Regions from separate parts of the Homo sapiens genome. Here region 2 is linked to region 1. A link is an interaction called in ENCODE POLR2A ChIA-PET data of the cell type or tissue named here. Cell type or tissue: IMR-90. All regions are shown on one strand. Links, peaks and the distances in the headings refer to the core of each region. The heading gives the core; the rest is flanking DNA. Region 1 overlaps LIFR (LIF receptor subunit alpha). Region 2 overlaps OSMR-DT (OSMR divergent transcript).

Region 1 (2,500 bases), core at 1-2,500:
TAGCAAATGGGAAATGGGATCTGATCCAAGACTCTTCACCACACGGCATGCTTTATGTGTGGGAAATCCAGGAAAGTAAAAAGAATAACAGTCAATTGTAATTTCCACACATGAAAGACAGTATCACCTAACATTCGGCCTATAGTCTTCCTGGCATTTTACTACATAATATGTAGAAAATTGTACACACACACACACACACACACACACACACACACACTCCATAAGCAAAAACAAGGATCAACGTACCCATATGTTTTACAATCTGCTTTTTCAGTTTACAAATATTGAGTATCTTTCCACATCTATAAATATTCCCCTACATCACTGTTAAAGAAAGGGTATTCTATCACATGTATGCACCACAATTCATTTAATGAGTCCCCCTATTATTGAGCATTTAAGGTGTTTCTAGTTTATAACTATTATAAACAAACTTACAGGCTGGTTACAGTGGCTAACGCCTGTAATCCCAGCACTTTGGGAGGCCGAGGCAGGCGGATCACGAGGTCAGGAGATCGAGACCATCCTGGCTAACACGGTGAAACGCATCTCTACTAAAAATACAAAAAATTAGCCGGGCGTGGTAGCGGGTGCCCATAATCCCAGCTACTTGGGAGGCTGAGGCAGGAGAATGGTGTGAACCCAGGAGGCGGAGCTTGCAGTGAGCTGAGACTGCGCCACTGCACGCCAGCCAGGGCAACACAGCGAGACTCCGTTTCCACACACAAAAAAAAACTTACAAAAATTATTTTTGCAAATTAGAGGAGGGTTTTTTTAAATGTATTTTTTTTGTGGTGGTCACTAGAATCTGGAAGTGAGTTTTTTCCAAATTTCAGAGGACCTCCCTCCAGATTTTGGTACATCCCAGTAAGTAGGCTTCTTAAGAATCACTGCGAGGAGAAAGGTATCGACAGGAGTATGGTGCACAAATGCACTATAACCACTGCTAAAGACTGGTCACTGTACACATACTTTATCGTTTCTCCTTTGTTTACATTGCTAGCGGTGAACATGCCTGACTAAGGGACGGGGCACATTTTTGAGGCTTCTGATGAGTAATACAAAATTGCCCTCCTGTAAAGTTATAACAATTGAAACACCCACCAACAGCATTTGAAAGTGACAATTTCCAAAATCCTCCAGTTGATTAGATTTGGTTTTAAACAATCATATCCCCATATGGCCATAAATTTTTAAAATAGCTGAGCTATTGATAAAGCACAACTGAAAAAAAAACAGGGAAAAATTCAAACAATAAATGCTAGATTTTAAAGCATCTGTTTTCAAATACAAAATATAAAACTTAATGATACCAGATACCAGTAGGCTGAACTTAACAGAATGGCTTTAGAAAATCCAGTGATAACAGACTTTGAAAGGTACCAAGCTAAGATGTAAAACACTGCACCTTCGTTTGCCTGTCTGGCTTAAGAGTTTGGGTTTTAATAGCAACATGCTCTATTTTTCTAACAAGAAACTCATAAAACTGTATATTCTTTCAGATTGTATAAGTACTGTCTTATAGCTAACATGGCAATCTGAAGTTCTTAAAATTCCTTTAGATAATCACTTATTCAACAAATATGTGAACGTCTACTATAGACTAGGCACTGTTCTAATGCTAGGGACACGGTGGTAAATCTCGCAAAAGTTCCTGCCCTTGAGGAGCTGTTGGTTCTAGAGAGGAGTTGAGAACCCTGCACTTAAAGAGTCCGAAGATCATGGTTACACTGCCAATCAGGACTCCTGGATTCTTCGGCAAATTATAACACCACCTCTGGGTCTAAGTTTCTTTATCTTAAGAAGCTGACCAGATGGATCTGAAGGGCCTTCCAGCTTTCAATCAAGTTATCTACTTTACTTGATTTTTGTTTAAGTGCTTAATTTTCTATTATTCATAAGAGCTATGCATTTTAAGCTCTAAATAGTTTTTCCACAAAATCAGACTCTCCCAAAAGAACAATTTTACATTTACAGTAAAATTGTGGTGATCCAGGCAACTTCAAGGAATAAATGTAGTCATGATGAAGTTCCAGCAAGAAGAAAATGTATGCTCCTAACTTTAACTGTTTCTATGGAGATGTTTTTGCAATGGTCTTGCCTCCTTCACCTTTGTACTGCATTATAAACACTAAGGCATGAAGCATGGCAGGGCTATGGGTCTCCAGGCCCGTTGCATGGAAACAGTTGGCATCCTGTCCCCATGCAGCAGGCGCCTTAGTGCTTACTGTGGCACTCGGGTGTCCTCAGGGGCTGCAGCCTAAAGTCCTGGTGGCGATTCTCATCTCTCTCCCACTCACCTTACCTCCAACTCGACAGGTACAACAATTCTGCCTGAAGTCTACATCTCACTGCCCCATTAGCATTTCTGTCACCTCTTGCTATTTTCCACCAGATGTTCCACAATTCAACAGTCCTCGGATTCAAGGTGTCTTTGGAGAAGCCCACTTTGGGGAGAAGTTAAAAGAAGGTATTGCAAGAGGCCTCAGTATTCCAA
Region 2 (8,221 bases), core at 3,453-5,952, 280 kb after region 1:
CTCCGGACACATATGAACATCTGAAGGAACAAACTCCAGACACACCATCTTTAAGAGCTGTAACACTCACCACGAGGGTCCGCAGCTTCATTCTTGAAGTCAGCAAGATCAAGAACCCACCAATTCCGGACACATATGTATACATATACATATCGATATGTACGTGTGTATATGCATACAGATATGTGTATGTATGTATATTCGTAGGTAAGCACACATATATACATGCCTGTATACACATGTGCATATACATGTGTGCATGTGTACATGTAGATACACATGTATTCATAAGTGTGTACATGTATACATCTATACATACATGTGTATACGTGTGCATACATACATGGTACATGTGTATACGTGTACATACATGGGTACGTGTGTATACACGTGCATACATACCTGGGTACGTGTGTATACGCGTGCATACATACCTGGGTACGTGTGTATACGCGTGCATACATACCTGGGTACGTGTGTATACGCGTGCATACATACCTGGGTACATGTGTATACGTGTGCATACATACATGGGTACATGTGTATACGTGTGTATACATACTGCACACACTGGAATAATACTCAACTTTAAAAAAGGAGATCCTGCCATTTGCAACAACTTGGATGAAACTGGAGGACATTATGCTAAGTGAAATAACCCAGGCACAGAAAGACAAACGCTGCTTAATCTTACTCATATATGTTATCTAAAAAAGTCTAACTCATAGAAACAGAAAGCAGAACGGTGTTTGCTAGCGGGTAGGGGATGGAGGAAAATGGGGGAATTTGGTCAAAGGGTACAACCTCACAGTTTTAAAATGCACAAGTTGTGGAAATCTAATGTATTGCATCATAACTATAGAATAATAATATATTGGATATTTGAATTTTGCCCAGAGAGTAGATGACCAAAAAACAGATATGTGAAGTGATAAATAGGTTAAATAGCTTTATTTGGGGAATCATCTCACAATGTGTATGTGTATCAAAACACCACGTTGTACATCTTAAATACATACAGTGTTTGTCAGTTACATCTCAATTAAAAATAAATAAAATTAAAAATTGACTAATAAATTACCAGTAATGGCTGTGCATGGTGGCTCATGCGTGTAACCCTAGCACTTTGGGAGGCCAAGGCAGGTCGATCACTTGAGGCCACGAGTTCCAGGCCAGCCTGGCCAACATGGCAAGACCCTGTCTCTACTAAAAATACACACACACACACACACACACACACACACATTAGCCAGGCGTGGTGGTGCATGCCTGTAATCCCAGCTATTCGGGAAGCTGAGGCATGAACATTGCTTGAGCCCAGGAGGTGGAGGTTGCAGTGAGTTGAGATTGCGCCACTGCAGTCTAGTCTGGGCGAGAGAGTGAGACTCTGTCTCAAAAAAAGAAAAAGAACCAAAAACACAGGACAAGTAATTTTGTAGGAAAACAAGAAAGAAGTATCATATGGCAGTGAAAATTCGTAGTGATAATGAATTTTTTAAACTAGTAGGCGAACCACCAATGCTTAGGGCTAAAATGAGAGTTGTCTTTATCATCCCTAAACTTCCCTCAGTACACACAGGCCACCACCACTACCACCACCGCCACCACCACCACCACCACCACCAGCACCAGCACCACCAGCACCAGCACCAGCACCACCACCACCACCACCACCACCACCACCACCACCACCACCTTATTTTCAATAAGCCACTTGGGAAATGCTGATGATAACAGTATTAAATGTGTTGGAATTTAAGCACTTGAAACCTGGTGGGGAGGCAATGATAGAAGGCTAATACCTCTTAAACTTTGATAACTGGGTAGGCAAACTGTGACAGTGTATGTTACGATACAAGTAGGAAAAAGAAGCTGATTTGAAGGAAAATGTAAAGTTTAAAGTTCAAAAGCCATGATTATTAATAGATATTGGGGAAAAATATAATTTTGCAAAGATAGTTACTTCCCTAGAAAATCACTCAAGATCTGTCACGGGAAGAATTTAAAAAAACTGGCGGCTAAGCAGAATGTGAAAAACTCTTTTTGAATTTATTTAAAATAAATACAATAAAAATATTCCAATTAAAGTGGGCAATTGAAGTGATATGTTTCGTGCCAAGTTTGATAAATTAATGCCTCTGTGGTTTACACGTTCTGACATCCATTGAGGATGATTCATCCTGGTGATTTCAGTTGTAAATTGTGTCTAATCAAGAAACAACTGAATTTTCTCTTTAACAGCAATTTATACACTATGTTTATTTACAATATAATATTCATCCTGAAAATGATGTTGAATTTTGTGAAGTAATGATGAACTTTTAGAGACGCAAACTGAACTATTTACAGATGAAATGACAGGATGTTTCAGATTTGCTTTCAAATTACCCAGTGGAATGAAGGAAAGTGGGTCAGAATTTAGATGGCATAAGATTGGCTGGGACTAAATAATTCTTTAAGCAGGGTGATAACCACATGAGGTTCCTTATAATATTTTTCATTACTTTTGCATATGTTTGAAATTTTCCATAATAAAAAGTTTTTGAAAAATACAATTAGACTCCCGAGATAAGAAGTTGGAATTGTGGTGGTATTGATTGTCACCATTTTGAGAGGACTGATAAAATTCAGAGATAAAATTCATCTCTCTGGTGGGCAGCACAATAAATCCCTTGGAAAAAAATAAATAAATCAAACTCGGGCAGAAACTAAGGGGATTTCAACCTACCCATCTTTATCCTCTGCTCACAGTAAGTTCTAAGATGTGGCTTCTCCCAGGAGTCTCAGTTATATGTTAGGTGCAGTGTATATATATATATATATACTCTCATCTCTGAGTCATATGTTTTCCTAACTCAGCTTAAGTGGTAAGACCAATTTGGGAGAAGTATTGTGTAAGAAGGAACACATCAATTTTTAAAATACTTTATTTAAAAACAGCTTATTTCAAAGGTTTCCTGTTTTTGTCTGAAGCAATTATAGACTTCAGCAGAAGCCAGGGTTCAAGGTTGGTGGGAGGCTTCTGAAAGTCCTTATTCATCTTCACTTTGAAAAAAAAATGCTCAAAATCAAACGTGTTTTCAGATGAAAAATTCAACAAAATGGTACTTTCACATTTAATTTGGATGATTGAAAACCTGGTAATATAATAAAAGTTATTTCAGGCTGTGTGTCAATTTTATATCTTTTTAAATGGCAAACGAAATTGAATTTATCCTCCCATGCCGGGAAATGTCGGTATTCAAACAAGACCTTTCTTTCTTTTATTTTAAATGATGTTTGTTTTTGTTTGTTGTAGTTTGAGTAAAGCAGAAGTTTCAAAAGAGAAAACCGTGAAAGATAAAAACTGAAAAATTAGAAAGGGACTAGATCATCAAAGGCTTTAAATGATAAATTTCCATCTATATTTAAAGGAACTTTTAGTTGTATACACACGAGTGCCCAGCCTCTCTAGTATGTCTTTTCTCTGCAGGAGCCAAGTCAATCTCCTGAAAGAGATTTCCTGCTTTATTCTGTGAATTGGCAGTTATTAATATCCACCCCCACCTGCTGTGGGTAGGTCACAGTCATCTCTGAAGACAGCCTTAGAAACAACATGAACACAGGGATGATGTCTCACAGGCAGGATCTGGAGCCCAAGAAAAATATTCTCAGCTTGAGATTTCTATTGGAAGTTGGAATAGATCTGGTCATCTTTTTTTTTTTTTTTTTTTTTTTTTTTTTGAGACAGAGTCTTGCTCTGTTGCCAGGCTGGAGTGCAGTGGCACGATCTTGGCTCACTGCAACCTCTGACACTCTGGTTCAAGCGATTCTCCTGCCTCAGCCTACTGAGTAGCTGGGATTACAGGCACGCAGCCACAATGCTCAGCTAATTTTTGTAGTTTTAGAATAGACGGGGTTTCACCATGTTGGCCAGGATGGTCTCGATCTCCTTACCTCATGATTTGCCCTCCTCAGCCTCCCAAAGTGCTGGGATTACAGGCATGAGCCACCGCGCCCAGCTGATCTGGTCAACTTTTTACAAAATATTAATTCCCTTCCTTCTTCCCCTGGAGGACAATTATACTTTCCTATTCCATTGACTTTGAGCTTGGCCAGGTATCTTACTTTGTTCAACAAAACAGAAGCAGACATAAGAGCAGAAGCTTTCAATGTGCTGTGTGACATGGCTTCTCTCCTAAGCTTCTTTGATCTGTCATGGGATGAACATGTCATGGGTAGAACATGTCATGAGTAACTGTCAATCAAGGGCAATGGGGAGATCAGAACCCAATCTGAAGCCCAAAGAAAGCCCAGGTGACCTGCAGCCTGAAGCAGAGCTGCCCCAAATGACCCATAAACCTATGAGTAAAAAACTATAAAGGCTTGTTGCAAGCCTATGAATTTGGCAGTGGTGCCATGGTTTGAATATTTTTTGTCCTCTCTAAGATTTACATGTTGGAAACTCAACCTCAATGCCACCATGTTGGGAAGTGGGGGCCCTTGGGGAGCTGTTTAGGTCATGAGAGCTCCACCCTCATGAACAGATTAATGCCACCATGAAAAGAGCTTGTGGGAATGGGCTGTCTCTCTCTTCTGCTCTTCAGTCCTGTGAGGACATAGGAAGGCATCATCTTAAAACCAGAGACCAAACCTGAAGGTGACTTGATCTTGGATATCCCAGCCTCCAGAACTGTGAAAAATAAATTTCTGGTTTTTTATAAATTACCTAGTCTCCAGTAATTCTGTTATGGCAGCACAGAACAGACTAAGATAGGTGGTTTGTTATGCAGCATTTTTGCGTTAATAGCTGACTAACATAGAAATCATCTGCGCACACAGGAAATGGAAACGTGAGAGCAGATGCATTTCCTAGAAAGAAGGCATAAAGCAGTGACTCACCCTGTTTATGGCTTATAGACTGTTTATGGCTTGTGGTTTATAGACTGTGGTGGAGTAAATGTTTGTGTTCCCCCCACCAAATTCATCTGTTGAAATCCTAGCCCCCAAGATGATAGGATTAGGGGGTGGGGTCTTCGAGAGGCAATTAGGTCATGAGAGGGGAACTCTCCTGGATGGGATTAGTGCCCTTATTAGAGAGAGAGCTCCCTCCATCCCTCCTGCATGTGAAGACATAACATGATGGCCATAGATGGCCATCTATAAACCAGGATGTAGGCTTTCACCAGACACCAAATCTACTGATAGCTTGATCTCAGACTCCTCAGCCTCCAGAACTGTAAGAAATAAACATTTGTTGTTTAGGCAGCCAAAATGGACTAAGACATGGATTTTATTGAAAATCTAATAAATGCCTTTATCAGATTCTTCCCCAAAATAGCTTCCTTGCATCCACCCGCCTCTTTTCAGGTCTCCATACTATATGAGTCCATCTGATTGGCAGAATCTAAAATATGTCTGGAACTCAAGAAACAAAGGAGTTTAGGATATGTAGCTTTTTAGCTTTCCAGCCCCTGAAACTCAGGAGGAGGTTAAGATCAACTTGAGTGAGCCAATCTACTCTTTCTAACAAACCACGATGTAAGTAGACAAGCAGTTTAGGGAGGAGAATGAGAAGATGAAGCTGGAGAGAATTAGGAGAAACTGATGTCATAGAAATCATGACAAGAAATAATATGAGGAAGAAGGAAATGGTTAATTATTTAAAATAGGTGACGCAGAGAAACACCATGTAAGAATGTAAAGTACTGCTGAATTGGGCAATAACAATGTCCCTCAACACCAAAACAGGAGCTGCTTCATTGGTAGAAAGATGAGAAGGTAGAGACAATGAGTCCTAGAATACTCTTTACAGAGGTTGGTTGAGGAAGGAAGAGGAAGGATGTGGTTACCATCCATGAGACCTTGTGTGATAGTGAATCGTTCCTCAGTAAAGGATTGATAAACTCTGCCGTGGATAGACTAGAAAAGTTTCAATCTTTCTCCTTTGTGTCATTAAAAAAAAAAAAATCCTCTCCCTGTTCTCTAAGCTAACAGGTCTTCTTCTTGGGTCTCGCAAATCATCTTGTGAGTGAACAGAAGTGACTCTCAGATTTTCTTTGTATCTTCTTGTTGTGGAATTATCCTCACCCACAGCACAGGAAAGTTCCCTGAAGTGGCTGTCTCTGTGCTCCACTTTTCTTTTTGCCTCGTGCAACCTGTATCCCATTACCCCCAGGGAAAGCTGTCTCTCTTATTCATCTTCTTTGTCCTAAAATTCACATTAATTTTTACATCATACTCACAGTCCTCAACCCCCAGAGTTCCCTAAGTCAAACCATTGTTGGCTTCATGACTTTGGTAGATACTGCCAATAATCTCCCAATATCCATCTTCCCTTCTATTTTTTTTGGTAAAAGAATCCCCAAGTTTTACACGAGCCCAGCTAGAGACTAATTTCTTGTCTTCTTAAGCAGCTAGATGTGACCATGTGATTCTGTCTGAACCAAAGGGACTCTCACTTGTGCCTTAGGTGATGGCTGGCTGAAGAAATCTTGGGAGCCATATATTGAGCATGATAAAGCTGTCCTACCGACCCAGGCCACTTATTCTGGACTGTTAAATGGGAGGGAGATAAATTTAGATTTTAGGTAAGCCACAGTGTTGTTGTTTTTTTTTTTTTCTTTACTTGAAGGGGATCAGGATACGCTACCCCAAAATATGCCACTTTAACGTAAGGTTTATTTTGACCCAAAGGCAACTGAAAATCAACAGATGTAGAAGAGTTCTCCACCCTCCCTTTATCTGCCTAGAAGTTGGGCATGAGTTTCCCTTTGTTATGGTGTCTATCTCCTGTATCAGGAAAAGGAGAGCAACTTATATCACCAGAGATGGAGAGTTGGCACCAAGATAAATCTGCATAACAGACCTTAGGAAAAGAACCTTTATCTTCTGTTAGTTTCCCCCATATATTTCCTAGTTACTTCCCCATGATTTATCATCCCTTGAAGTTCAAATTTTCCTTTATTAAAATTATATGTAAACTAGAAGTCTAACTACTTCTTTGAGTTTCACTTCTTTTCTGTGAACTCTTGTGCATATAAATATTAGCAAAAATTGCACGCTTTTTCTCTCATTAATCTATCTTTTGTTAGTTTAATTCACAGGCCCCCAGATACTGAACCTAAGAGGACAGAGGAAAAGTTGTTTCTCCCTGAAAGACTATACCCTAAATAATACAAGGGTCACAAGGCATATTGCTCTCCTTTATAACAATGGCTGTGTGGTCCAGCTGCCACACAATATCCAAGACTGGTTCCACAATGACAACTGCATCTTTCAGGAACAGCTTCCATAACTTGTTCTCTGCCTATTAGAAGTCTCCTCTGACTAGAACAACATCGAAAGATGTTTCTCTTCTATATCTCATGACATCTGGAGAATTTGGGGCAAGAATGAACAGCACCTTGTAGGATGCTCTTGGAAACTTTGTCTTCTTGGAAACAATATACATATTCCCCATGATCTTTTGGCCTTGGAGTCAGCCAGCTTGCAACAAATTCAAGCTCTACCTACCACTCAACAGCAATGCTACTGAGCTTTTCTCTGTCTCAGTTATAAAATGGGGTAATAATTGTACTTGTCTTCAAAAGTTGCTATGGCAATATTTTTAGGTGAAATTTTATGCAAGTTTACATTATTATAATTATACAGTTAAATTATCCTGCTTTTGCAAATGTTAGGACAAAACATGACCATGTAAACCAATCCTTGAGCCTCTCTCTGGGTCTATGGAAAAGTCTGTGTCATTAGCTTCACAGTAAATCCACTCTGACTACCTCACAGGGGAATTAGAGGATGACACAACATACAGTCAGGGCCACTGGCACAAAGGTAACTTTGTGCTTATTACACAAGGGTGACCCCTCCAGATTGACACAGGGCTCAGGGCCAGCAAAGCAAGGGCTAGATTTTAGCTCTCACTATTTTTCTTGGTTGGGGGCCTTTGGCATTGGCAAAACTGGAGGTTGCTGATATAGCTGGGGGTTGGTGCACTCCACCAAGGTCCTTGGCCAGCAGGGCGGAGGTGAGCAGGAACCACATTCAAGTCCCCTTTTCTTGCCAAGTTGTGTGTCTCGACATGCAGCTGCATATACCCAAGAATAGGGCATGTTTGGCTTCACACGAAATCTCTGTCTTTCTGCTAAACCCTGCACCTACTTTTCTCTAATGTGTGCAGAGGTGCCTTAGAGCTTGTGGGTGGGCCAGCACATTGCACCAGTATAGGTAGCAGCCCTGATCC

What was found. ChIA-PET counts read pairs that join two places held together with the same protein. Peaks named below come from ENCODE experiments on the same cell type or tissue, not always from the same donor. Only the 100,000 strongest peaks of a DNase experiment are listed, where the experiment ranks them.
Region 2: POLR2A ChIA-PET joins it to region 1 with 8 read pairs; 1 of 35 experiments calls an interaction of 5 or more read pairs at or near these places.

Annotation. Positions count from the first base shown.
Region 1 is chr5:38,549,069-38,551,568 of GRCh38, forward strand. All of the region lies in intron 1 of LIFR (LIF receptor subunit alpha), which reads right to left. Among named protein-coding and RNA genes, the nearest start is that of LIFR, 6.3 kb to the right of the region's middle. In IMR-90, for the core only: no CTCF peak of the experiment used is centred there; a DNase peak (open chromatin) is centred at 1,003.
Region 2 is chr5:38,822,854-38,831,074 of GRCh38, forward strand. The region is part of intron 1 of OSMR-DT (OSMR divergent transcript); the gene reads right to left. Among named protein-coding and RNA genes, the nearest start is that of OSMR-DT, 19 kb to the right of the region's middle. RefSeq lists an enhancer at 7,093-8,221. In IMR-90, for the core only: no CTCF peak of the experiment used is centred there; a DNase peak (open chromatin) is centred at 4,838.